7 separate regions of the Mus musculus genome follow, and regions 1, 2, 3, 5, 6 and 7 are each linked to region 4. The links are chromatin loops, found by intact Hi-C in ENCODE. Cell type or tissue: heart. All regions are shown on one strand. Region 1 has its middle 160 kb from the start of Ddi1. Region 2 has its middle 37 kb from the start of Gm23097. Region 3 has its middle 200 kb from the start of Gm23097. Region 4 holds the start of Pdgfd (platelet-derived growth factor, D polypeptide). Region 5 has its middle 130 kb from the start of Ddi1. Region 6 has its middle 160 kb from the start of Ddi1. Region 7 has its middle 130 kb from the start of Ddi1.

Region 1 (4,000 bases), 260 kb before region 4:
CTGAGGAATACCGAATGGCAGAGAAGCACCTGAAAAAATGTTCAACATCCTTAATCATCAGAAAAATGCAAATCAAAACAACCCTGAGATTCCACCTCACACCAGTCAGAATGGCTAAGATCAAAAATTCAGGTGACAGCAGATGCTGGCGTGGATGTGGAGAAAGAGGAACACTCCTCCATTGTTGGTGGGATTGCAGGCTTGTACAACCACTCTGGAAATCAGTCTGGCGGTTCCTCAGAAAATTGGACATAGTACTACTGGAGGATCCAGCAATACCTCTCCTGGGCATATATCCAGAAGATGCCCCAACTGGTAAGAAGGACACATGCTCCACTATGTTCATAGCAGCCCTATTTATAATAGCCAGAAGCTGGAAAGAACCCAGATGCCCCTCAACAGAGGAATGGATACAGAAAATGTGGTACATCTACACAATGGAGTACTACTCAGCTATTAAAAAGAATGAATTTATGAAATTCCTAGCCAAATGGATGGACCTGGAGGGCATCATCCTGAGTGAGGTAACACATCCACAAAGGAACTCACACAATATGTACTCACTGATAAGTGGATATTAGCCCAAAACCTAGTATACCCAAGATATAAGATACAATTTCCTAAACACATGAAACTCAAGAAAAATGAAGACTGAAGTGTGGACACTATGCCCCTCCTTAGAAGGGGGAACAAAACACCCTTGGAAGGAGTTACAGAGCCAAAGTTTGGAGCTGAGATGAAAGGATGGACCATGTAGAGACTGCCATATCCAGGGATCCACCCCATAATCAGCATCCAAACGCTGACACCATTGCATACACTAGCAAGATTTTATCGAAAGAACCCAGATGTAGCTGTCTCTTGTGAGACTATGCCGGGGCCTAGCAAACACAGAAGTGGATGCTCACAGTCAGCTAATGGATGGATCACAGGGCTCCCAATGGAGGAGCTAGAGAAAGTAGCCAAGGAGCTAAAGGGATCTGCAACCCTATAGGTGGAACAACATTATGAACTAACCAGTACCCTGGAGCTCTTGACTCTAGCTGCATATGTATCAAAAGATGGCCTAGTCGGCCATCACTGGAAAGAGAGGCCCATTGGACACGCAAACTTTATATGCCCCAGTACAGGGGAACGCCAGGGCCAAAAAGGGGGAGTGGGTGGGTAGGGGAGTGGGGGTGGGTGGGTATGGGGGACTTTTGGTATAGCATTGGAAATGTAAATGAGCTAAATACCTAATAAAAAATTAAAAAAAAAAAAAAAAAGAATCTTTGCTTCAGAAGATGCATTGTCATGATCTGGGTAATTATGAAACCTCCTCTACAGATGTCGTTCACTTCTTCATGTTCCTGTCAGCTTTTCTAACTGCCTGAGACAGAGTGGTCAACCAAATGCACTACTGAAGTCATGTACACTGAAAGTGTTTTTCTTTAGTGCTATCCTTTAGAGCAGTGGTTCTCAACCTGAGGGTTTTAAGCCCTTTGGGGGTGATCACTTATCAGATATCCTGTATATCAGATATTTACATTACTATTATAGCAGAAACAAACTTACAGTTATAAAGAATCTGTTGGGACCTGGAAAGCTCCTGGAATCCTTTCCCTGGGCCATTATCTAAGACTCTTTTGCTTCTTCCACTATCTTGCTTCCGTTCCATATTTGACTCAGGACATTTTACAATGAGAGCATTCCTTTCCTTTTACAATGAGGGCACTCCTTTCCGGACCTTTTTACAATGGGGACATTCCTTTGACCTTAATGTGTTACCTAACACCACTGGTTTGGTCTGCATATCTGAGCAAATTCTGATTGAGGTTTTCAGCTTTAACAAGCCCCCTATTTCCCTTGAATAAATGAAGCATGAACAGAATCTTTGTCTTGTCTCCTTCCTTCGCACTTTCTGATCCCAAAATTTGTCATTGTAGCTCCCTCCCCTCGAGAACCCTGCTGTTTAAATACTGCAGGTTGGGGCAGTATCAACACAATAATTTTATGGTTGGGGGTCACCATAACATGAGGAACTGTATTAAAGAATGTAACAGTATTAGAAAGGCTGAGAACCACTGCTTTAGGGGCTTGTCTGAGTAAGACTGCTAGAACAGCTGTTCTTGGTTTGCTATTTCTATGATGTCATCAAGGCCTATGTGGCTGCAAATTCTTCTTCCTGGAATCTGGGTATAAAAAATATCCTCAGAGGCCACAGACATGAACTAAAGCAAAGTAGTCAATACAAGAGAATTCGATCTGAAGGAGCCTGAGCAAATTTCTTACTCAGACTTCAAGCCCTGAATGAGCTTGGCCTTCTGAATGTGACACTTGGTTAATAATAGTCTTGGCAGCCATCCACCCTCATTAGTAAGTAGATCAGAGAAATCTAGTTGATCAGGATAAGCTCATGTCCCATGGCCATGTCATATGCCCTCTTTAGGTATTAAGTTTCTACAAATGCCCAACATCAATTCAGAAAGTATTTTATCATGAGGAATAGTATTAGCTGTAGAAATTAGCTCGGGTTTGCTTTCAAATCATAGAAATACCTGTTGATTTTCTACTATTTGGTGCTGCTAAATTTCCCCATATAGTGCTCGTACTTATCAGAGGTGCTAGGTCTGTTATCTCAGCTATTGATTTATCTGCTATAAAGACTACTGGCAGCTTGGCTGGTTTTGTGGCTCAAACTTGCATTAAGTCTTCTCTTGCTCTCATTCCCACTGACAGAGTTTTATGTGTCTAAGAGTTGAAACGGCACACAAAATATTTTATAAATTGCCTCCCCAATTCTAGAATACATGTCAGCTATCACTGATCTTGTCCCTGATAGGTAACAGAATGAAAATCTCTCTCTCTCTCTCTCTCTCTCTCTCTCTCTCTCTCCATCTTGAAAGGATCATCTTGACATATTGTGTGAGCATGAACCATTTACTTCACTGAAGTATCAGGTACCTGAAGTCTGTAGGTTTTCTCTCTCATTCCTACTTTATGCATGTCTTACTGAAGGATTTATAGTGTTTTCTAAATTCTCATCATCAGACATAAAGAATGCAATGTCATTGATACTGTGGTCTGGTGTAAGGTTTGATGGAAGGAGACAACTGTGGTTCTTTTTGAGAAAAACTGACAATACTCTGTTTAAGAATGTAAGGGTATGCTGTTTGTGCTAATAGTGTTTGACTATGGTGATTCAAATGCATTATGTGTTACTGAGAACGTGCATAAAAGGTTTTTTTCAGGTCAGTAGTTGCATGCAAGTGCTCATATTCATGCTGAGTTTCCCTAAGCTAATACAAAAGGAACAGCAGGAGTTTTCAAATCACCATCTGTGACCATTGCAACAGTCTCTGGTTGTAGGTTCTCCAAAGATTCTGAAGAGTTCAAAGGGGAATATGACCCCACTGATAATTCTTTAAATCTTTGATGGAAGCCTTACTTTACATTCCTAAGTCCCAAGTATTGCTTCTGTTGATGATAATGGCAATGAGATATGTTTCATGGGCTTCTATTGAGTCTTTCCTTCCATATTGACTCCCTTACCCTGCTTCTAGAGTCAACATGAAAACAAACACTATCTACGGTGGGTTGTATTTCAAGCAAGTTCATGTTTTATTTGATTATGATACTGTTAGTAACATTATTTTAGGTCCTCAAGAACAGACATCAATTCAAGACTATTATGTAACAATTCCCCTCAAGTCTAAGCATTTGCTGTGATCTCAATGCATTCTAAATATGTTCTTGGAATTCTGCTTATTGTAGATACTTGCAACATTGGCTCAAGGCCACTTGTCATGGTTACTTGATTTCCTTCAATGAAGGGTTTGTGGTAGAGGTGTCATTGAATGGCCTAATGTCAGATTTACAGTGTCTTCACTGTGATGACTCAAATCAAACTTTTGGTCCACAGCTAGAGTTTATTTTATCTGTTTAATAACACTTGAGTAAGTCACTAATCTATTTAATTTTAGGGGGACATTATGATTATTGCTAAATACACATGAGTCAA
Region 2 (4,000 bases), 500 kb before region 4:
TTCATTTATAAAGGGATACTACCAATTAAGCAAATAATAACCAACCTATAATTCACAGATCCTGGGATATTAAGTAAAGAGAGGTACAGGAGGAGTAAAGAGAGAGAAGTAGAATAGGTTTTAGTGGGTAGACTGGGGGCAGATGGAAATGGGAAGGGGATCAGGTAGTTGGGAGATGGAGTAGAGGGAGAGAATCTGAGGAGATACCGCTGGAATTGTGGGTACATTTAGGGAGTGGTGTGGAAACCTAATACAGTGGGAACTTCTTGGAATCTATGAAGGCAGTCCTAATGAGGACTCCTAGTACTGGGGAGGGTGGTGGTGGTACTGAGTTTCTATTGGCCATCTGTTGTAGTCAGGTGAGTCTTCCCATGATGGGACTAGAGAACATTCAATAGAGTTGTTGGTCAAGAGGGTCCCATTCAAATCCCCCAACAACCCAGACTGTTGCTGAGACAATGAACAGCAGGACCTCATTGCTGAGTACAACAGCTGCACAACTCATTGAACTTAGAGAAGTCAAGCTGGTGCCTACATGGAGCCCTTATCCTTACGAGTCTCCTTGGTGTGGGAAGATACTCTGTGAGCTACCGAAATGAGAAAGGTGGACATCAGCCCAGCCTCAAAAACCTTTGACCTACATTTGTCCTGCCTATAAAGTATTGTAGACGAATGGTGACACAGAACTTGTAGCCAACCAATGTCTGATTGGACCTAAGGCCCACTCCGTGAGAAGGAACCACACCCAGCACTGCTTGGATAACCAAGAACCAGAGATTAGATAGTCCAGAGACCTAGTTACCCTAGTAACCAACAAACACTACTGGTCTAAAAAACAATAAAATCATTCCTAATGATATTATGCTATACTCATAGATCAATGCCTTATCCAGTTATTATAGAGGCTTGCTCCAGCAGCAGATGGGAATAGAGACCCACAGCCAGACACTACTGAGAGAGAGAGAGAGAGAGAGAGAGAGAGAGAGAGAGAGAGAGAGAGAGAGTCTAAATTTGGAGGTCTCTATCAAATCTCTCCTCTCAGAGCACAAGGAATCCTGTTAGAGAGGAGTCAGAAAGATTGTAAGAGCCAGAGGGGATGGAGGACATCAGGAGACCAAAGCCCTCTGAATCAATTAAGACAGGCACATATGAACTCACAGAGACTGAAACTGCAAGCACAAGGCCTACTACACAGACCTGTACCAGGATATATGTATGTGTGTGTACGCGCGCGCACACACACACACACACACACACACACACACACATACATATATATTTATATGCATATATATGTATACATATATATACATATATATGTGTGTGTGTGTATATACGTTATTGGGTATTAGCTTGGTATTTTAAAGGGACTCCTGACTGTAAGAATGAGTGGGTCTCTGACTCTCATGCCTGCTCTCAAGACCCTTTTCCTCCTGTTCGGTTGCTGTCTAACTTCGATATGATAGTTTTTGCTTAATTTTATATTTTATTTTGTCATGTTTGGTTGTTATGTTAGAAGCCTGTTCTTTTCTAATGAGAGACAGAAAGGGAGTGGTTCTGGGAGGGAGGGGAGGTGGGAAGAAACTTAGAGGAGTAGAGGGAGGGGGAACTATAATCAGGATATATTGTTTGAGAAAGTAATCTATTTTTCAAAAAAAGAAAAAAGGGGGTCATAGCCATATTAGCATGAGTAATAGATAAAACATGAAAACCAAACCTTTATAACAAAGACTTTGGGAGCTGGATCAGCACAAGACATTCCTGGCTTAGGCTACCACATGCTCAAGTTAGCATTGGTATCTGGAGATAAACTCAGGCTGGCGTATTTACCTAAAATTTTAATTTCACATGTAGACACAGTACCAGTATCTTTCAGTATTCAGACTATTGCACAGGTAGAATTCATATCTCCCCACAAATACTTTCAGTGGTATGAGCATAAAGAAGCTGCTGTGACTACTAAGTCTGTTAACATCCCACACAGTGTCCTCACAAAGAGTGCTGGACCTATCCATCCTACACACTCAGATGTGTTGCTTAAAATTAACGAGTGGTCACTTAATCCTGTTGGATTTTTGTTTGAAATGTTGTGCCAAACTCGATACTGCTGGGAGGTGAGATGAATGTTACAATAATTCAAAGCTAAGCCTTTTAAAGCTTTAGACTGCAAAATTGCAAAGAAGCGATATTGCTGTAGAATATCCCAAGGTCCTCTTTGTCTGTTCACCGTCTCTCTCTTGACCTACCACTGATGTAATCATTTAGATATTGTAGGACCAGCTTTCCAGGTCAATCCATTCATCTTTTGCTTTTATTTATTTGCTTGAAAACTACCAGTCAGATGTCAGCTGCTGTTACACAGAATCAACACCAGGAGGCGATCAAAGTACACCACACTAATAATATCGAGTCAGTTGGCGCTCAGTCATGACCCAGAACAGCCTGCACTGGACCCAGCTGGCAAAAACCCTGGTCTGTGTAACTCACAACGCACAAATAGGATTTTAAAGGGTTCTGCACAGCACATGTGTTCAGTAGGATTATTATAATCGTAAAGAGTTGTTGCCCAGTGCCGAAGACTGAACAATGACATCCCATAACTGTAAGAGGTTGCACAGAATGAAATGCAGAGAATTGCCCTGCCTGGTGCCCCTCAGTGCTGGTAATTTATAGGCGCCATGAGACTTGTTTCACTTCTTGAACACATGCAGTCTCAGGCACACACGGCATAGAGGCATAGACTGCATTCCTCTAACTTAAGAAAGTCCTGTGACTCTCCAAATGCCAAGAATTCCTTAGACCAACGAAGGAAGGACCGGTGTTTGTGACTATTGTGACTAGATTCTTGGAAATGATTCCTGTAACAAAGCACTTCTTGAAAGGAATGTCTGAGAAAAAAATATCTGGTCAATTCTTCAGAAACTGCTCAGGGATCATGCCAAGCATTGTTTGTATTTGACTTTTAATGTTCAAGACGCAAGCAACTGGTCCTTTGGGGCTCTATATTTCTGTTACTAAACACCAGTTTCCCACTCCAGTTTCCCCGAGTATGAAGCAATTGTTCAGTTGATTTTCTGTTTCTCTTTGTTGATAGACTCCCTGCAACACATCTTTTAGTATCATATAGTAGTACTAGAGACAAGGACATATGGCAAATTATTATTAGAACAAGTATCTGAATGTGGATCCTTAGAATTTCATACATGACTGTATGTTTTGAAAGATATTCTCCCATTCCAGTCCGAACTCTGTAAAAATACCCGTCCATTACTACTCTCCCTCTTCATGTGCTCTTTAACAACAAGAATGAATCCACTTTTACTTTTAATTCCCTAAATTAAGGGAATCCTCAAACAAAATGTTTTTGTCCCTAGGCCACTTTGAAAAAAGCCCCCCTTATTTTCTTGACCTATATACATCTTTATTATGACATCAATTATATTGTATACTGAAATGCATGCAAATGATAAATGAACCAGTAAAATTTCATCAAGTAAACACAGTGATGTACCCACTCCTCATATTAAAACCAGCCCATCACTTCAAATTCCTCCTTTTATGCAACAGCACAAAACAAGGCCATGCTTATCATTCACTTGCTAACGTTATCGCCTGTCTACTTCATGTAGTGATTGGAATGGTCATCAATTGTACTGGCAGTGGGCTCTGATTTGGGGGCTGCAAATAACAGGGCCACCATCTTTGGAAAAATCTGTTGAAAATGAGGATTTATGTCCCCTACCCAGAGTGGGGGCAGTGACTTGGCTGCTTCCACAATCATTTGGGATAATTCAGGTACACCCAAAGCTTTAAAAGTCCTCCCCTGCCTTCTAAAGCCCTGCCTCTTTTCATAACTCTTGTGTTTCTATTTTAGCCTTTAATACTTTAAACGGTATTCAAACAGCATGCTTACCAGTGGTGCACTCTTTGAATCTCTGCACTCAGGAGACAGAAGCAGTACTTTCTCTGTGAGTTTGATGCCAGCTTGGTCTACAGCGTG
Region 3 (4,000 bases), 340 kb before region 4:
TTAAGTCTGCTTAAGCACCTGCTTAGCCAATGTGTGATTATGCCATCATCTGCTTCATCTGCACTTACTTTCTCACTAATCAAACTTCCCCAATTCTGCCTTGCACAATAGCACTGCAGTCTTGTTCTCATAGCTTGTATAGCAGAAAGTGTATCTAAACCGTTAGATGATGAATGCTCATATTTAGCATCATTATTCTAATCATCATAAAAGTAATCTGAAAACTAGAGAGTTGGAAATATAACGATCAATTTGGTTCCTATTCTCTCCTCAGGTGACATCCATTGTTTTCTAGGCTTTTTGTTTCATTTTAGATATGTCTTTCTCTGACTTGGAACTCACCCAGTTGTCTGGCTGAGTGGCCTGCAAGCCTCAGAGATTCTATATTTTTTGATAACCCAGTGTTCAGATCACAAATATGTGCTACTATGCCCATTGTTTTGTTTTGTTTTTTAAAACATGGATTCTGGAGATCAAATACAGGTTCTCATGCTTGTAAGGGTACCACTTTGTCCAGTGAGACATCTCTCTAGTTTCAAAATGAACACACACACACATACACACACACACACACACACACACACACACACACACACACACACATTTTTAGAGTAAAACACCATGGATTTTATTCCTTCTGGAAATGATTGGGATTTCAGGCTCATCCTTTTTAGCTCAAATCCCTTCTTTTCCTCCTGAGATGTGAATAAAAATAATACATGTCAGGAAGAGTCTTAATGCTTAGTGTTCTCTGTAAGGATTCATCAATTACAGCTCAAATTACCCAGCATTTATTTTTAATCAAGAGTCACTTTCTTTTTTCATCTAAGAAATCATTTTCTCACAAGTAGAAAAATCGCATATAGCATTAATAAGTAGTGCTCTTCTTCATAGCTTCTTCTTGCCTAAGGAATTGTACAGTTCCTCAATCATGATGTTTTTACTGATTAGCTCTCACTAGCAACAAGAGATATAGTAAGGAAAATATTTACACATATGTGCTGCTTGGGAATGCAGCAGCATATTTTGGTATGCATGGATAACTCATTTAAGGAATGTTCACACTCACTCAGAATGTCCTCACAGCACTTACTTTAAGCTGCTTCCTACACCCTCCCTATCTCCTCAGCACTTCCAGCCATGTGCATTAACCAAGCACATTAAAAATCACTCAACAGAACTAAAACAGCTATTCCAACCACCTATAATTCCACCTAAAAACTTTTTTCTTTAAATTTATATATTTTAAATGTATATTCAATTTAATTTTTCTTTATGGGTACTGAATTATGTCAATACAAAATCCTTCATAATCTATCTTTACCCTACTGACAGTAATAACATTTTTACCTTATAATGAATTTGCTTTACAACAAAAAGTTTGCTTTTTGACTCTAAACAAAGCAAATTTCATAGCATAGTGTTATGGAAGAAACACAAATGAAGATCTTACCTTCTTCGATGTGTGTAACTCTGGAGCCCTCTCACATAATAGAGGTACAAATTCTGGCCCTTTCCTAAATGCTTTATTATTATTGTTATTGACTTTCATACATATTACAGTAAAATATTTCTTTCTATTTCCTCTTCTCTGTGGTTAGTTTTGTGTCAACTTGACACAAACTAATCATCAGAGAAGGAGTCTCAATGAGAAGATGCCTCCAAAAGGTGGTGCTCTAGGTAAGCTTATAGGGCAAGTGTCAAATTAGTGATTAATGTTAGGTCCCAGCTCACTGTGGGTACTGGCACTGTTAAGCTGGTGAAATCAGGCTGAGCAAGCCATGTGGAACAAACAAGCAAACAGTATTCCTCCATGGCCTCTGCATCAGCTCCTGCCCCCAGGTTCCTGCCCTGCTTGAACCTTCATAACTCTTCCTTTGATGATGAATGATGGTGTAGAAACATAAGTTGAATAAACCCTTTCCTCTCCAAGTAGCTTTAGTTATTGTGTTTGATTACAGCAATACTAATTTTAACTAAGACATGGGATGTTCATAGTCACCACGAGCACAGTAAATCTTATAAAGGAAAACATTTAACTGAGGTTGGCTTACAAGTCTGAGGTTTAGTTCATTATTGTCATGGCAGTAAGCATGGTAGCATGAACCCAGACATGATGCTGGAGAGGTAGCTGAGAGTTCTACATCTGGATCCAAAAGCAGCAAGAAAAGAGAATGACATTGGGCCTGGCTTAATCATCTGAGACCTCAAAGCTTAGTCCCAGTGGTATATTTCTTCCAACAAGGCCACACTTCCTAATACTGCTGCAACTCTTTATGGACATATGAGGGCCATTATCATTTAAATCACCATATCTTTCAAACCTTGACTTCTTCCACCTTGTCTCCTTCCAACTCCATGTCTTTTTTTTTCCCCCTTCTTTTTCATGGTATCTGTTCACAGCAGTAAAACCCTAATTAAGACAGAAGTTGGTATAGGGACTGCTATGATAGGCCTCACCATGCTTTGTTTGGAAGAATGTGGATTTTGGGAACTTTGTATTTAGAAAACAGTGGAATGCTTTAAGTGAGGCTTACTGGGACATCCTACTATAAATACAGAAGACTTTGTTGCTGAGAGGGAGTTGAACGGTACAGACCTTGCCCAGGAAGTTTCAGTGGAGAAGAATTTCAGTATGTAGCCTAGAAACTGTTTTTGTGACCCTTATCTGAAGAATCTACCTGAGGCTATGATGAAGAGAGTCAGATTAATTGCATTGACAAAGGAAGTCTCAGAGATGCCCATCACAGACTGTTTTCCTCTGGTTAAGTCTCATGAAAAGCATTTTAAACAAGCATAGCAAGCCGAGAAAGGAAAAATATAAAATATATGGTTCAAGTATTAAAAGGTACCAGGAAGTGAAATGGAGCTGAATTCTGTGTCCAAGGAGATAACGAATTAAGTGAGTGGGACTTTGGGGTAAGATCCTACCTAGCTAAGTTTAGATCCAGGCATGGTGACCATATATCTCTGGCTTTATAGTCAAGAGGAGAAGGGACTACTGGGACAATTGATGCTGGTTAGCTGGAGCTAAGAAATTAGTGGTGATTAAGAAGAGACCAGCATAACTGAGGTGAAATCTTTTGAGAAGTGTTTTCTGAAAGCACCAAAAAGATGTGTTCCAGAGATAGACAAGCATGTACTTCATGCTGCATGTACTTGGTAATATATAAGAGTCACCCTGGTGGTACTGGTTAGGAAGGCATGAACGTTCTGAGGGGGTCATGAAGAGCAGCTGAGACTTGGCACTGTGAACGGCCATGGAAGCCATTGGTGAAAGTGCAGCCTCCGTTGTAGTTGAGAGCCCAGGACTGAAGGGGTCATTCAAAGAAGTTGAAGTTTGGCACCATGAAGAGAGCTTATAAGAAGCTATTGTTGAAGCCTAGTTGCAGTGGAAGACCCCAGCACATTGGAAATGCCTGCACCGTGGGATGATCACCAAGAACAGCAGTAGCAATGGAGTGAATCAACCTGAGCTTAGAGTGCTACAGAGGGCAGAGCTGGAGAAGTAACACCAGCTATTTGGAGGAGCCAAGAAGATCATGTGTGGATCCCAGACTTTGGAATAAGAAAGTGTAACATTGAAGTTGCCTTGAAGGTCCCAAGATGTTCAAGATGAGAGAACCATGGGTTATCTGCTAAGGAAAGCTGCTAACAGGCAATGGGACAAGCCCAAGACAAAGATTTGTTGCAGTCAACAAAGATGAAAAAGAAGTTGGAGATCTGAGGACTGCTTTTTCATTAGACAAGGAAATGCAGAGTTTGGAGTTTTCCAGCTGGTTTCCTGTTTTGCTTTGGGGGTTACAGTGATTGGATGAATCTCAGAAGACTTTGAAATTTGGACTTAACATTGTTGAGGCTGCTACAGACAATGAGGACTTTTCAAGTAGCATTAAATGTATTTTGCATTATGCTATGTTTAAGTATAGCCCCCATAGACTCATATGTTTGAACAAGCCTATGGGAGCCAGGGAGTGGAATGTTATGGTTTGTATATACT
Region 4 (4,000 bases):
AAGAGTGGGATAGAGGAATGCCCACCCAGGGATGAGTGGATAGGGTAGATAGCAGCCCTCCCATGCCTGACTGACCAGAGAATAGGGAAACTCTGGCGGGGTGTGGGCATCTTTTTCCTTCCGTTCTTCCCCAGGACCCCAGTGCTCCCCACCCTTTTTTTAAATTTTGTTCCCAACATACTGAAGACAATATCCAGGAAAACCAACTGCAAATGTGCACTGTACACTGACACTCAACCTTGTTTAGCCTTTAAAATTGAGAGCAAAATCTCTGTACTTTAATTGGGAGGGGGGTCACCCAAAACATACCATCACAATATTTTACAAAAACACTGCTATCCAGTAGGGATTTGAGTTCATAGGCCACACACCTCAACACTTTGGATAACTTGGAGACACTGCACTTTGTTCTACATTCTACCTGTCATCAGAAAGCAATTTCCAAGAGCCTTTTAAGGAAGTCTGAATTTAGAACATATTCAAGAAAGACACTGATTAGTGACTAAGGTGGCTACTATCATGTTACCAAGATGGTTAAATGTTTCTAGTTCAATCAAGCCACTAAGAACAACTCAATGATTTCCTTGATGGGAGGAGCAAGTGGAGTGATATGGAAGCAAGTGGAGGCTCTGGGTACTTTAACCAAGTAAGAGAATGAGCTTCATGTAGGATAACAAAAGCCAAAAATGTCTTGGGATATTACAGGTACCCAACACAAGGACTGTACCTTGCTAGGACCACAGGCTACAGCTGAGGGCCTAAGTTCCAGGAGAAAAGCTCAATGAGGAGTTTCTAGGACCTATTTTTCCCATGTATCTTGCACAGGACAGGAAAACAAGCATGCTTACTCAGTACCTTTCTTAGGACAGCCATTTCAGGAGCTTGGAAAACTTCCGTACAAAGGAAACCAACCAAAGAAGCCAGGTACCTTGTGCTACAAGAACATTCCAGGAACTCTGCCTCCCACACACTTAGTTCCTGACCCTTGTTGAACTCCAAGGGAAAGTCACTTGAGGGACATAAAGGACAACACTGACTTCTTTTGAAAACAAATGATTTATACATGGCCAGTCTGCTGCAAAAATAACCACAGTGTTGAAACGTGTCATCCCTACTCCCCTAACTAAAATAAAAAAATAAATAAGAATTACATTATCCAGTAAAGGCCATTGGACTCCACCGCCCACCACAATGCCAAGATGAGCACAGCCTGCAGCTTTCAAAGCCTGGAAGGAGACACCCACATCCTGGTGTCAACTACTCCAGGACACACACCTACTGATATGATTCTAAGTTGCAGGGAGAAAGCCACTTGACCCCACCCCCCAGTGTACTCCAGCACTTCCCCCAGTGGCCTCCAGGACACTTCAAAACACTCTCTAGTAGTTATAGAATGAGGGGCAATTTTAGCGGGGGGTGGGGGGGGTGGGGAAGGGTGAGGAGCAGGCAGGAGAATCCTTTCCAGAGAATGCCTTCTGAGTTCATTTGAAAAATTCAAAATCGGAGGAGGTGGGGTCTGGTGAATGACCCAAAGAACCTTGACAATAGCAAATGTGACCTTTTCAATGCTGAACACAAATCAAATGAATCGCTTACCATCTCTCCTGAGGTTGGCATTGCGCAAAGCTTTGATGGATGCTCTCTGCGGAGTCGCAAAAGTGTCCGGATAGCAGCTAAAGTTCGCGCACAGGAGAATGGAGACTAAAACGAGCCGTTGCATTTGGGCTCAGCGACCTAGGGATCGCGTTGCTCCAAAAGTAAATAAATAAAGCCCAAAGGGTTGAGTCGGCGGATTTCTACTGCACAGTCCCTCGCCTTCACCGCCTGTGTTGTCCCGGCCGCCCAGTTACTGGCGCTGCTCTCCCAAAACTTCCTGTAAGCTAAACTTTCCAAGCGCGTGTGTGTGCCGCATTTCCTTGTAGCTCTGACTTGATCAATAGGAGCTGGGCAAACAACAGGTTGACGTGGATTCGCCCCCCTCCGGTGGACAGCGGCTGCAGCACAGGCTGCAGGGAGCCGGCGTCACAGCGTCTGGCTCTTCTGCGGAAGGGAGGCTGTGTAGTTGTTGGGCAGTGCGGCTGGGAACAGGGATCCTGGAGTCCTGGCTCACAGTCCCAGCCAAAATAGCTCTGTCACTGAGCATGAGTTTGAAGGTGGTCCAGACCCTTCCCGTCTCCCAGGGTTTTATAGAAACTGGCCAGGAGTAGGGCACAAAGTGGTCAGGAGGAGTGAAAGGAGGATAGAACTTATCTAGAGGTGAGTGGTCAAATCCTCTGACAGCCCACTAAGTGCTGGCCTTGGTTACTGGAATCTGCTAGGACTATTATACTAGAACTCAAATCAACTGAGCAAGGCTTCACTCCACCTTCCACAGGAAATGCAATCACAAAGAAGCCCATGCTGAGTTTGCCTTGAGGCTCAGTTACCAATTCAGGAAGAGAAGCAGGGACTGTTTGAACACCTTGAGGCAAAGGCAGAAGAGGGCTACAAGGAGAGACTTTGTCTCAAACAACAACAGAAAATGAACACACACATAAATAAATTAGATGGAGTGGTGAATGCCAGTAATCTTGGTGTTTGGAGGTGAAGGCAGGTGGGTCAGCGTTCAAGGCCAACCTAAGCAGTATAGTGAACTCCATTTCAGGCCAGCCTGGGCTACGTGAAGACCCTGTTTAACAAAAAACAAAGCAAAATCCTGTGAATATTGTATGTTTTCTAGATTTTAAATATGTTAATACTATAGAAGAAATGAAGGAGGGATATTTGGCCATAGGTTAAAAAAAAAAAAAAAAAAAAAAAAAAACAGTGGGAGGAAAGAAAGCAAGAAAGCACTGGACCCCAGAAATGCAGTGTCTTTTGGTACAAAACACAAATAGAAATGATTTGTGTGACTGTGGCAAGAATTAGATGAACTAATTTTGTTCTATGATTTTTTTTTGGTAGATGAATCTCAATCAAGCATACATATTTCCTCAGCTGTTCATCAGTGACGTTTGTGATACAAAAGTCCCAACATCTTTAAGGCCTGAAAGTCTAGAGAATAGGACATACATGATATTCATTCATTAGAAGTGGCTGAGAAGGGAGGGGGTTATGACAATACAGACTTTACAAGTTACTCTACCACCCAGCACTGAAGAGGATATACATGTGGGTAACTTCATTTCAGCACTATTTCTGAGTGAGTAAAATGGAATGTAGTGCCCTCTTAGTTCTCGATCAAGTTCATGTAAGACGTTCTTGCTTTATGGATATCACTGTTTTATGGGCTGATGCATAAGAAAGTACATGCTATTGATGTGACCGACAATTGAAAAATTTGAATCCCCTTGAAGAAAAAAAAATCTGTTTATACTGTTTAAGTATATAATCTGCCCTGGAGAAAGACACAGAGAAGCAACATAGAAAGTAGGCTCACAGGCGATGGTACAGTCAGCGAAGTACCTGAAGACACACATCACACTTGTGTCACACTTGTGCACACTGTGGTATGCATTTGAAGCTCCAGTGCTGTGTAACGCAAACAGGTAGATCCCCGGATTTCAACTTGTGTAAAGGGAAAGCTCATGATTCAGCCAGAGATACCGGCTCAAAACAAACAATAGAGAAATTCAGTGTTAGCTTTTGGGCTTCACACATATAGCCACCACACAAACTTAAAAATAAGCACAGCTTTGCAGTCCCTGTTGTGATCACAAAAAAGTAAAGAAATATAAGAATATGTTCTATGGGAGTGAGGTGAGATGTAGGGGAAGGAGTGCCTGCTCCTCTCCACAGTTACCTGGCAACAGCCAGGTAGGCCTGGCCCACTCTGAAAGAGGCTGCTTGCCCCCTCCTGGCTCTCTTGCCTCTTTTGTTCTCTTACTCCCGCTTCTCTCTCTTGCCTCTTGCCCCATTCCCTTCCCCACCTCTCATCCTGGTTATGGCCGGCCTCTATTTCTCTGCTCTCTCTTTCTTTATGCCTTTCTCTGCCTCTGTTACCCTCTTAACTCTCCTCCTC
Region 5 (4,000 bases), 230 kb before region 4:
TACATCTTAATCTTTTTGAGACAAGGCTGCTCATTGAGCCTAATGTTCTCCAATTCAATAATCTTCTAGGACCCTCCTGTCTATGACTCCCAAAGTTGGGATTGAGTGTACCTTGATATTTAGATGGTACTGCAGATTTGAATTCTGGTTGTCTTTCTTGCATAGCAACTGCTCTGATCCACTGACCCTTCTCCCCACCTGGAGGAAGTGTTTCTTAAGGGGAGGGCAGAGGCAGATACTTTATTACCTGTCCATGTCTTCCTGTATAACAAGAGAAAGTCAAGATAGCATGAATCACTGATGTATTCTGAGCACCTGCTACAAGGTCAGGACCTGAAACATGGTCAATTCTCAAAATGATTACTGAGTGAATTTATGAACAAAAATCCTATTAAAAATTGAAACATATTCTGGACACAGCTCTGTGCTGATGATTTGGCTTTGTCTCATTTGCTTTGTTCTAAGATTCAATTTAGGTCTGTAACATTCAGAGTTTTGTGGCTTTTATTCTATGTTCAATTCCTATGAAAATAAAGAAGGAAGGCATGAGTCCAAGACTGATGTGAAAGCTTATTTAGTTGGCTAAAATGTCTGTTACAGAATGTTTCTTCCTGTAGGTAAAATGGGAAATGACTTTACTTCCTGTACAGACAACTGTGGTGAGCTCATTGTATTGGCATTTAATAACTTATTTTTAGTCTGTGTTTTGACTCCATGAATAGTTGACCAAAATAATTCCTCTCTCCCCTCAATGACTCTGTTTACTGGTTCACTAACTTGGTCTAGGCTGCAGACTGCCAGCTGCATTTTTGAGCGGAGCTAATTTGTTTAGACTTCTTGTCAGAGTGTGAGCTTTATGTTACACTCAAGTATATCCACTGAGCCATGCATGGATATGGGAGGAAGCAATTTGTCACACAAACCTTCAGCTTTATTCATTTTTGAGAGAACTAAATTGTATTTAGTGTTCAGATAAGGTTTAAATAAGGAAACACATTGTACTTTCCTTTCTCCCTTTCCTTCTCTATTTTTCTTCCTTGCCTTTAGTCTCTCCTCCCCTTGTCTATATTGTTTTTGTTTGTCATGTGTGTGTGTGTGTGTGTGTGTGTGTGTGTTTGGGAGGGTGGGCAGGTGGTGTACAAGCATGTGAATGTGTGAATGCATGCATGTGTGTCTGCATGCTGGTGTCTTTTCTGTTGTGCTTCTTTGAGTGCTCACTGAATAGGCTGGCTGACCACCAGCTCTCTAATGTTATAAGGGTATGGGAACACATATACCTCTGTTATGTGAGTACTAGGGATCAAAAATAAGAGCTTTTACTTGCATAGCAGATATCTTACCAAGTAAAGAAGCTCCTTACATCTACTTATATTTAAAAAAAAAAGGAGAAATTGCAAAATAATCATGGTGATTATTTCAATGTATTGAGGGTAAACTACCCAGGAGAACCAGATACCCTTAAACAATGCCTGGTAGGACAAGGTAATCTAAGAAGTAGTATCCTGGAATCCCTTCTGATCTCTCTTTCCTTGACATTCTACATTTAAATTTATTTCCCAACTGTTTGGAAATGGCATCTCACTTTCCCTTACTTGCCCTCCAGAGATGGAGTCACCTCTCCCTGTTGAGGATGCCAAGGCCTCTTGCTTTTTGTAGTTAGCTGAGCACCAAAGACCTTGTACTATCTTGCCATATTGTGTCATGCCCATGCTCCAGATGAAATCTTTGCTACAATAGAGACAATACAAATTTCTTATTCTGCCCTGGGCTCCACATGATAGGCCTTGTGCCCTTTGAATTATTATTATTTTTTTATCTCCCTCCTCCACTTTGGCCATCTGCATGGTTTTTTATACCACCCCTAGCTTATTTCTATCTCAGGTCTTTTACAATTTCTGTTTCCTTTACTTAACATGCTCTTAGTTACAATTTATTTATTCATTTTCCCATTTCTTTTAGGCCTGCTGAGAGAGCATTTCTGCTGGCATTCTAACTAGTTTTTATTTTAATAAGCTTCATTCTTTTATGAAGGGTGTATTTATTTGGTTTCTGTTTTGTTGCTCCTTTTCTTGTATGTGATACTTGCTGCCTAGCATCATGCCACCACACAATAAATACTCAGTGACCATTAGTTAAATAAATGAATCTTGACTTGAATCTTTAGTTCTGATCTCAGAATTGATTCTTGATAGAAATCCTTTCTAAAGAATGTCTTAGATTCTGCCACCTATACATTGAATTAGACAAGTGGTGTTGTGATATGACAAGCATTTGAACTACAGAGATATCATCTGGCTTTTATATGCTTGATGATTTGGCAAGTTCCATGAATTTTTCTCTGCTTCATTTTTTGGAAACATAATAATGTTGTTGTATAAATCATTTATACTATATACTAGTTTGTTTCATTGCTGTAAAGTCTACTTACCGTTGAAACTTACCATATGTAAGCTTCAGAAATGATCCTGGCATGTGACTGACATGTGATTAAATAGCACCAAGTCAAATCTCATTCTCACAATTTCTATATTTGTAACTCTGCCTCTTCAAAATGAAATCAGTATGTGGTATCCATGCAGTTCATGTTCACAGACAGGCATAGACATTGTGAACCTCTAAAATATACTTGCTCTTAAAATGAGGCTAAATAACCTGTCTTCTACTCTCAAGTCCCAACACTCAGAAGGTAAAGGTAGGAGAGCCAGAAATTTAACATTATTCATCCTGGGCTATTTATAGCAAGTTTGAAGTCAGCCAGGATTACATGTCAACCCCTTTCAATCAATCAATCAATCAATCAATCAATCAATCAATCAGTCAATAAACAAACAACTCCTATATTTAAAAAATGCAATGGCCTTTCTTGTAGTTTTTCATACTTTTTGTTGATTTTGCTATTTAAATGGTTTTCAAGGAGACTGAAGGCCCACCGCTATCTTGAATTCTCAAGGACACAGTGACTGTGCCATGTATTACAGTAGAGATACACATTTGAGGAAGCATTGCTGAAGCAAGAGTTACAGTGTAAATACTTATACATTCAGCATTCATAGATCATTCCTTCCCTTCCTGCGACTCCACTGTGAAATTCTCTGGGTTTATCCTTGTCCTCTTTAAAAACACCTTCTATTCCTTGTTTTCATTACATCCCTATCCCAGGTGGAAGAGTTTTTGATCTTTCTACTTATCTCACCTAAAATTTTCTTCTCCAGTTTTATTCTCTGCTAGAGTTTGGACATTGGTTTGCACTTGGAAGCATTTTCGATACAAAATAGGTCTTTATGCATTTTTTATTGAATGCATGAATTAAAAAGTAAAATTTTATTTAGTCAGATTTCATATAGACTATGACTAAATTTTCCTAAATAGACATAAATAAATATCCAGTTTCACAATCAGAAGTGTGCAACAAGGTATATGATACTGGAATGTGTTTATACAATGTGTTCTTTCTTAAAGGGCACTGCTCTATTAAGAATAATTGCTCACTTGGGCAACTGTGCATGTAATCTCCTTACATGATCCCTTCCTTCAGTGCATCTGCAAGTAAGCATCCATTTTCTATGACTTGACAATTGGTAACTAGAAGCTTATAAGAAATAAAGAATGAAGGGGAGGCAGGAAGAACAGCCTAGAAAAATCTAAAAGGGGCAGGTGAGGGAACCATCTTGGGCCCCAGGACCTCAGAGATAAGTTTTCGCAGGTGAGAGTGAGGACTGCAGAAGGAACACAGCTTCTGGGATAGACCCCTTTTCGGGCTTCAGACATCCAGATACCTTCCCCTCCAGAGGGTTCTGACTGCTGGATCAGGGGACAGAGCCATCTTGTGCCCAGGGTCCCTTAGAGACCAGACTGCACAGGTGAGAGTGCAGACTGCAGAAGCTACACAGCTTCTGGGACAGACCCAACGTTTCTGGCTCCAGGCATCCAGGCACCTTCTCCTCCAGAGGAGAGGTGTCCACCCAGGAGGGCTCTAATGGCCAGAGCAGGTGAGGGAGCC
Region 6 (4,000 bases), 260 kb before region 4:
AAGCTCAACACAGAACTTTAGCACAAGGATTTTATCAACACCATTGTCTAATTCTGTCTTTGAGGGACTAACTCCTGCTACCAATTCTGTATCAATTAGCTTCCAGTTAGGAGACAAAACACTCAGGGAAAGTTTAATATAAAACATTATATTAAATGGTATGACAGGAATTGAACCATAGGAAGCTAGAAGTATTTAAAAAGAACATTAAAGCATTTCTTAGGACTGAATTAGAGTTCCTGAAGAAGAAACAGGCATGGAAGAAGTTCTCCTTGTTCAGATTTAAACATTCTTGGAGGCATACTTCAGTGAACTTATTGAGAAATTTCCAAAGTTTCACCAGTAAAAGGTAAGCAGAAGATGATATTTAGAATGTAAGTGGCTAGGCAAATAATTGAACTACTTAAATCAGGGTTTATCATCAGAAGGTCTAATTAGGGTCTTCATCCAAACAATTGGGTGCTTCCAAAAGTAGATGGAACTACCTAGTCCATCATCAGCATCATTGACATTCGTGTGGTAGAAAGAACAAAGAAACCAAACAGTAGTGCTCCAGTGCGGACAGAGTAGCCCTCCATCTATAAAAACTCCCTCCACCATTGCCTGTCATTGCCAATGTTTACTTTATGTATTTGTAGGACTGGCATGACAGCTTGGTGAGTAAAGTACTCACCATACAAGTGTGTGGATCTGAGTTTGAATTCCTAGTCCCCAAAATGAAACTGCAGGTATAGTGGCACACACCAGTAACCCTAGTGTGGAGGAAATATAGGCAGTGTATTAGAGGACTTGGATGTCTGCCTAGTCTAGCCAAATTGGTGAACTTGAGGTTCAGAGAGAGACTCTGTTCAAAAATAAGATGGCAGTGATAGAAGAGGTCATCACACACACACATGTACACATAAGCACACACATGTATATATGCATAAACCTCACACAGATTTTTATGCTCTTAGACAATCTTACTAATGCTTTAATTACCATTATCACAAAAGCAAGAAATAAGTGGTAGATTTGGGACTGAAGAGCAGTTAATGAGTGGTATGCTTAGCCCTTCCTGCCTCCATTGCTTTCTTTCCTCCTCCCACATTTTTAAGTATGCCCATCATACAGCCTTAGAAAGAAATATCTAACATGTCTGTAGTTTTCTGAGTTTGCTGATTAAAAACACCCTAAAGTGGAGGTTAGTGAAGAGGCCAATGGAAGACATTAGCTTTGCCAGGCGTGGTGGTGCACACCTTTAATCCCAACACTTGGGAGGCAGAGGCAGGTGGATTTCTGAGTTCCAGGCCAGCCTGGTCCACAAAGTGACTTCCAGGACAGCCAGGGCTACACAGAGAAACCCTGTCTCAAAAAAACCAAACCAACCAACCAAACAAACAAACAAACAAACGAACAAAAAACAAAAACAAAAACAAAAAAAGACATTAGCTTTTAAAATGCTGATCTAATTTCATTAAGTGATATTGAGAATAAATCTGACATTACCAATTTCATTGTGATCTTAATTCTTCTTTTTCCCTATCCCTATTCTGTAGCACAGTTAATAAAATTATTAAAAAAATTTTTAAAAGCCTAAAGACAGTTTTTCCATTGCTTCTGATTTGCAGTGACAGTGATTGGATTTTAGCCCAGAAATACTGTCACAATTACCTGGCTCCCTGGTGGCCTGTGGAAGTGTTTTCAATTTAACAAGAGGGATTCTCCTAATACTGGATGTCAGTTTATGTAGGTCCCAGTGGACAGATGGGAGTATTTTCCAGCACATAATCTGCACTTACTCTTGCCCTAACTCAAATTGCTCATTAAGCCTTAAAGGAGTGGTGTATGGGAGGTCATTGTGGAGTCTGATAAGCCTTTTTTGTTAAATTGTGTTCTAATTTCAATTGCAAACTAAAAATTTCCAATTTCAGAGTCAATAAGCAATATAGTTTTCCAAGGAATAAAAACCAGGCTGGTGGACTTCCAAGCAGAACCCTTCCTACCACTGAGGAAGCCAACTGCACCATGCAGTTTATTCAGTAGAAGGTATAAAGCAAACCTTCTACAACAGATAAAACAAAATATTGGAGGTTGGCACTGTGAACTTCCTGGCTCTACTGTCAGTGAGGGCTAAATATAAACTCTCCTATTCACTTCCCATTCTTCTCAGGGTCCCTCTACTGTTTCAGTTGGAATATTTGATTGCAGTCTATATTAAGTATCTGAGTATCATAAGTTCTCCAAAAAAACTACTAGAGGGAAACATGGACTCACATAGCTAAGAGACACCCGAAGGCCTGCAGTGAGCAAAGGGACAGTACCAAGAGCATTCTGGAAGTTGGCAGCTGACACAGGCTGCACAGCAAACACAAGACTATCTCTGGTGCAGATGGTTCTGCCCATCTATGAGACCACACGTCTCATAGATACGTGGGCTTATGTGCCTTCCTTTGGCAAGAAGGTCATCTATTTATCCCATGGCTATATAAAAAAAAGAGTGGGCACTAATTTTATTTCAGACAGTTTATATTTCTTACACTCTACCTTGGGCAACTTGCCTATATAGGTCCTAGAAAGTGTTTATTTATAAAAAGTAAGCAAATTGATATATAATCATTCAGTCAGCAAAGATATATTCACTATGTATAAAGTACACAGTCTTGATTCAGCTCAATCAATCTTGTGTATTTGTGTTTATGAATGGGCATATTCATGTTCTTATAGATGCACATGTGTTATATTTATTTGTGAATATGTATAAGACAGAAGAGAGAAACAAGCATTAGCTGCCATATTTTGGATGCTATCTATCTATCTACTATCTATGTTTTTATTCTTTTCCAATTTTCGAGATAGGATCTCTTTTTGGTTTAGAATTCAATATGTATGAAAGTTGAGTTGACCTGCAAGCCTTGGCACATGGATTCAAAAAACAGACCCATGACAACCTCTTTTATTCTTTTTTTAAATATGTGAATTCTTTGGGGATTGGATTCGGGTCCTCAAGTCTGAAAACATGCAAGTTTCAGATTAAGCCCTAACCCAAATCAAACCCCATTGCTGCCTAGTTTCATCCATGTCTGCTCTAATACTCGTATCTATCTCAATCTCACTGCTAGGTTTCTTTTAATTTATAGAATAGAACCAGTAAATCCTTGTGGTTGCTTATTTCTCTTTTGGAGATGAAACTCAGGGCTTTCTCACACATGATAGGCATGCTGACCTCCATGCCTAGCTATACATCTTCAGTGGTCAAGTTTGTAGATGTCAATAAAGCCCTTTCTTATAGCACTCTCATTTAACCTTTCCTCCTATGGCCAAGCCTTGGTAGCTTTAGGATTTCTTTGAATCCCTGTTCTAGTGAGGATATGGGAAGGAAATAGAACCACCCAGATCTACCCCCATGGTCATAACAACACAGGCAAGAGATTAAAAAAAAAACAGAATGTTGCATAAAGCATATTCTAGAATTACTTTTGGATTTCAGTGACCTGTGCTTTCTCTGACACCTGCCATTGGATCAAAATGAAACAGGTATTGGTACAGAATCTATTAGAGTGGAGTAATAGCACTTGGGCAGGCCAATAGAACAAAGGGACAGGACACTTTATTCACCTTCTGTCCGTGTCTCTTACCAACTACATGAGGTATTTTACTGTTATTACAACATAAAACATGCATGGGTAAATATATCAACATGCATGATCACATGCTTGTGCATATATAGAAATAGGGGCAGCAGTCAAATGTATGGACTCTTAAATACATGGGACTTGGATTAAAATCGTGCTCTAATCACTTAATGATTGGACCATGATGCAGTCACATGCCTATACCCTTGAATTATTTACTTTATGACCATAAATATTTCCCTTAACCCCTCTGAGCTACCTTTGCATCTGGACATTAATAACTACTTTATAGGTTTATGGGTGCGGGAGCATGTGGGGGACTTTTGGGATAGCATTGGAAATGTAAATGAAATAAATACCCAATTAAAAAAAAGGGGGAAAAAAAA
Region 7 (4,000 bases), 230 kb before region 4:
TCAACAAACCTAAAAGAAGACAGCCTCAGGAACAGAATTCCAACTTTAACAACAAAAATAACAGGAAGCAGCAATTACTTTTCTTTAAATTCACTTAACATCAATGGACTCAATTCACCAACAATAAAAACAAAACAAAAAAAATCATAGACTAATAGACTGGCTACACAAACAGGACCCAACGTTTTTCTGCTTCCAGGAAACCCACCTCAGGGATAAGGACACACTCTACCTCAGAGTGGAAGGCTGAAAAACAATTTTCCAAGCTAATGGTCTGAAGAAACAAGCTGGAGTAGCCATTCTAATATCTAATAAAATTGACTTCCAACCCAAAGTTATCAAAAAAGACAAGCAGCGGCACTTCATAGTCATCAAAGGTAAAATTTACCAAGATGAACTCTCAATTCTGAATATCTATGCTCCAAATACAAGGACAGTCACATTCAATAAAGAAACTTTAGTAAAGCACAAATCACACATTGCACCTCACACAATAATAGTGGGAGACTTCAACACCCCACTCTCACCAATGGACAGATCCTTGAAACAGAAAGTCAACAGAGACACATGGACAAAACAAATGGATTTAATAGACATCTACAGAACATTTTATCCTTAAACAAAAGGATATAACTTCTGCTCAGCACCACATGGTACCTCCTCCAAAATTGACTATGTAATTGGTCACAAAACAGGCCAAAACAGATACAAAAATATTGAAATTATCCCATGCACCCTATTTGATCACCACCGACTAAGGCTGATCTTCAATAACTGCATAAATAATAGAAAGCAAACATTCTCGTGGAAGCTGAACAACACTCTACTCAATGATTCCTTGGTCAAGGATGAAATAAAGAAACAAATTAAAGACTTTTTAGAGTTTAATGAAAATGAAGCCACAACATACCCAAACTTATGGGACACAATGAAGGCAGTCCTTAGAGGAAAACTCATAGCTATGAGTGCCTCCAAAAAGAAACTAGAGAGAGCATACACTAGGAGACTGAAAGCACACCCAGAAGCTCTAGAATAAATGGAAGCAAATTCACCAAAGAGTAGTAGATGGCAGGAAATACTCAAACTTAGGGCTGAAATCAATCAAGTGGAAGCAAAAAGAAATATTCAAAGAATCAACCAAAACAGGAGCTGGTTCTTTAAGAAAATCAACAAGATAGATAAACTCATAGCCAGATTAACTAGAGGGCACAGGAACAGTATCCAAATTAACAAAATCAGAAATGAAAAAGGAGACATAACAACAGAACCTGAGGAAATCCAAATATCATAAGATTCTACTACAAAAGGCTATACTCAACAAAACTAGAAAACCTGGATGAAATGGACAACTTCCTAGACAGATACCAGGTACCAAAGTTAAATCAGGATCAGATTAATGATCTGAACAGTCCTATTTCCCCTAAAGAAATAGAAGCAGTCATCAATAGTCTCCCAACCAAAAACTCCCAAGACCCCCATCAAAATTCCAACTCAATTCTTCACTGAACTAGAAAGGACAATTTTCAAATTCATCTAGAATAATAAAAAACCTAGGATAGCAAAAACTATTCTCAACAATAGAAGAACCTCTTGGTGAATCACCATGCCTGAACTCAAGCTGTACTACAGAGCAATTGTGATAAAAACTACACAGTACTGGTATAGCAACAGACAGGTAGAGCAATGGAATAGAATTGAAGACCCAGAAATGAATCCGCACACCTATGGTCACTTGATCTTTGACAAGGGAGCTAAAACCATCCAATGGGAAAAAGACAGCATTTTCAACAAATGGTGCTGGCACAACTGGCAGTTATCATGTAGAAGAATGCAGATTGATCCATTCTTATCTCTTTGTACAAAGCTCAAGTCTAAGAGGATCAAAGACCTCCACATAAAACCAGAGACACTGAAATTTATAGAGGAGATGGTGGGGAAATGTCTGGAAGATCTGGGCACAGGGGAAAAATTCCTAGACATAACACCAATGGCCAGTGCTGTAAGATCAAGAATCAACAAAGGGGACCTCATAAAATTGCAAAGCTTTTGCAAGGCAAAAGACACTGTCAATAAGACAAAAAGGGCATCAAAAGATTGTGAAAGAATTTTACTAATCCTAAATCTGATAGGGGACTTATATCCCATATATAAAATGAGCTCAAGAAACTGGACTCCAGGGATTCAAATAACCCCACTAAAAATGGGGTACAGAGCTAAACAAAGATTTAGCAACTGAGGAATACCGAAGGGCTGAGAAGCACTTGAAAAATGTTCAACATCCTTTATTATCAGGGAAATGCAAATCAAAACAACCTTGAGATTCCTCCTGTCACCAATCTAAACAGCTAAAATAAAAAATTCAGGTGACAGCAGATGCTGGCGAGGATGTGGAGAAAGAGAAACACTCCTCCATTGTTAGTGGGATGCAAGCTTGTACAACCACTCTGGAAGTCAGTCTGGAGGTTCTTCAAAAAATTGGACATAGTACTACGGGAAGATCCAGCAATACCAGTCCTGGGCATATACCCAGAAGATGTTCCAACTTGTAATAAAAACACATGCTCCACTATGTTGATAGCAGCCTTATTTATAATAGCCAGAAGCTAGAAAGAACCCAGATGCCCCTCAACAGAGGAATGGATACAGAAAATGTGGTACCTTTACACAATGGAGTACTATTCAGCTATTGAAAACAATGAATTCATGAAATTCTTGGGCAGATGGATATATCTGGATGATTGTAACCTCCCCCACCCCTTAGCCGGAATTCAGACTGATCAGGCTTGACTGTTATCACCAGGAGATCATCAGGGTTGGAGCCTGCCACCCTAACGTTCTGCTACTCTCACTGCTGCTCCTGCTGCCTAGCCAGTTTATATAGGTTGTACCGTGCAGCTGGACTCTGAAGATGATTTGGCGGGAATGGGCCGCTCCCCCTTCTTTATAACTCGGTGTTTCCGAATATTAAAATCGAGCTTTGATCAGGATCTTGTGCTGCCTAGATTCCCTCTTTTCTTCCAGGTTCCAAGATGCCTTCCAGGCTCAAACCCGGACATGTGAGCCACTGGCCGGCCCCAACAGATTGGCGAACCAACATGGAGCCTGAGAAAGGCACAGGACATTTGGAAGAAGCATTGCTGGTTTGGACCTCCATGGAAGAAGAAAATAATTAAAGAAAATTCGTACCGGAGAAGGTTGGTAAGGGCTAAGCTGGAGCAGCACTAAATCCATGCCCTAGATTCACTTCAGTTCAGCAGTGAGATAATCAGGATCTAGGAATGTAACAGGCAGTTAGCCGCAGCTTCCAGAAGCTGCTTTTTCAGGCATGAAGAAAGAAAGGGTTCAATAAAAGGGATTTAATAATCAGGCGGGTGACCACAGTCAGAAACTGCATCAGGCGGGAGGAAAATGTCCCAGAAGTAGAGAGAAATTTTAGGGGTGCCCTGCTTTGTTCTCTCTGGGCCTTAGAGCAGAAGTTCTCTGCCCTCTTTGTGTTTTTTTCTAAGGTCTTGTCTAATGTCTGGTGCACCAGTCCATTCACCTGTTCAATTCATGTATGTTCATGCCCAGTCTGAATAAATGTGATAGAACCTAGTGGGGAAACCCCCACTCAACTCCCGATTCGGTGTGCACCCAAGAATCACGAACAGACTACCATCTTGATGTAATTACATGAGGACGTTTAATTACAGAGCTCTGGACCGACATGTATCCCACACAGGAGATAACGGATGTTGGTCACGAGGCTTGAAAGCTAGGGGTTTTTATGGAGTAAGGGGCTTAGGGGTGTGGAATTCAGCATAGCGACACACTATTGGCTTATTCAAACATTAACAGAAAGAACACAGGGCATTAGGACTTTGTTCCTGTGGGCTGGGGGCTTATCTTTGTTCACATAGCAACCAGTTGATGTATGACTTTACCCAGCGTCAAGGGGCAGTAGACAGAGGGGAGGTTCCGGCCAGGTGGTGTTGACTCAGATAATATAGCCCTGCTGGTC

Evidence for each region. A loop is a pair of places that touch in the nucleus more often than their neighbours do. Peaks named below come from ENCODE experiments on the same cell type or tissue, not always from the same donor. Only the 100,000 strongest peaks of a DNase experiment are listed, where the experiment ranks them.
Region 1: a loop joins it to region 4, with 11 times the contacts of the local background. A loop is called at or near these places in 2 of 42 quality-filtered maps.
Region 2: it touches region 4 in a loop (13-fold over the local background); 5 of 42 quality-filtered maps call a loop at or near these places.
Region 3: it touches region 4 in a loop (2.8-fold over the local background); 3 of 42 quality-filtered maps call a loop at or near these places.
Region 5: a loop joins it to region 4, with 9 times the contacts of the local background. A loop is called at or near these places in 5 of 42 quality-filtered maps.
Region 6: a loop joins it to region 4, with 7 times the contacts of the local background. A loop is called at or near these places in 2 of 42 quality-filtered maps.
Region 7: it touches region 4 in a loop (2.3-fold over the local background); 5 of 42 quality-filtered maps call a loop at or near these places.

Annotation. Positions count from the first base shown.
Region 1 is chr9:6,428,761-6,432,760 of GRCm38, reverse strand. It overlaps a transcript of Pdgfd not described here. Among named protein-coding and RNA genes, the nearest start is that of Ddi1, 160 kb to the right of the region's middle. In heart, no CTCF peak of the experiment used is centred here; a DNase peak (open chromatin) is centred at 1,710.
Region 2 is chr9:6,667,027-6,671,026 of GRCm38, reverse strand. No RefSeq gene overlaps it. Among named protein-coding and RNA genes, the nearest start is that of Gm23097, 37 kb to the left of the region's middle. In heart, a CTCF peak has its summit at 2,369; a DNase peak (open chromatin) is centred at 2,376.
Region 3 is chr9:6,505,150-6,509,149 of GRCm38, reverse strand. It overlaps a transcript of Pdgfd not described here. Among named protein-coding and RNA genes, the nearest start is that of Gm23097, 200 kb to the left of the region's middle. In heart, a CTCF peak has its summit at 1,676; no DNase peak of the experiment used is centred here.
Region 4 is chr9:6,166,515-6,170,514 of GRCm38, reverse strand. Pdgfd (platelet-derived growth factor, D polypeptide) reads right to left here and starts at 2,029. Exons shown (of 7, transcript NM_027924.3): 1 at 1,597-2,029. The coding sequence starts at 1,720. In heart, CTCF peaks have their summits at 1,324 and 1,988; DNase peaks (open chromatin) are centred at 1,254 and 2,044; H3K4me3 peaks cover 1,745 bases; H3K27ac peaks cover 1,903 bases.
Region 5 is chr9:6,398,729-6,402,728 of GRCm38, reverse strand. It overlaps a transcript of Pdgfd not described here. Among named protein-coding and RNA genes, the nearest start is that of Ddi1, 130 kb to the right of the region's middle. In heart, no CTCF peak of the experiment used is centred here; no DNase peak of the experiment used is centred here.
Region 6 is chr9:6,422,542-6,426,541 of GRCm38, reverse strand. It overlaps a transcript of Pdgfd not described here. Among named protein-coding and RNA genes, the nearest start is that of Ddi1, 160 kb to the right of the region's middle. In heart, a CTCF peak has its summit at 2,176; no DNase peak of the experiment used is centred here.
Region 7 is chr9:6,393,197-6,397,196 of GRCm38, reverse strand. It overlaps a transcript of Pdgfd not described here. Among named protein-coding and RNA genes, the nearest start is that of Ddi1, 130 kb to the right of the region's middle. In heart, no CTCF peak of the experiment used is centred here; no DNase peak of the experiment used is centred here.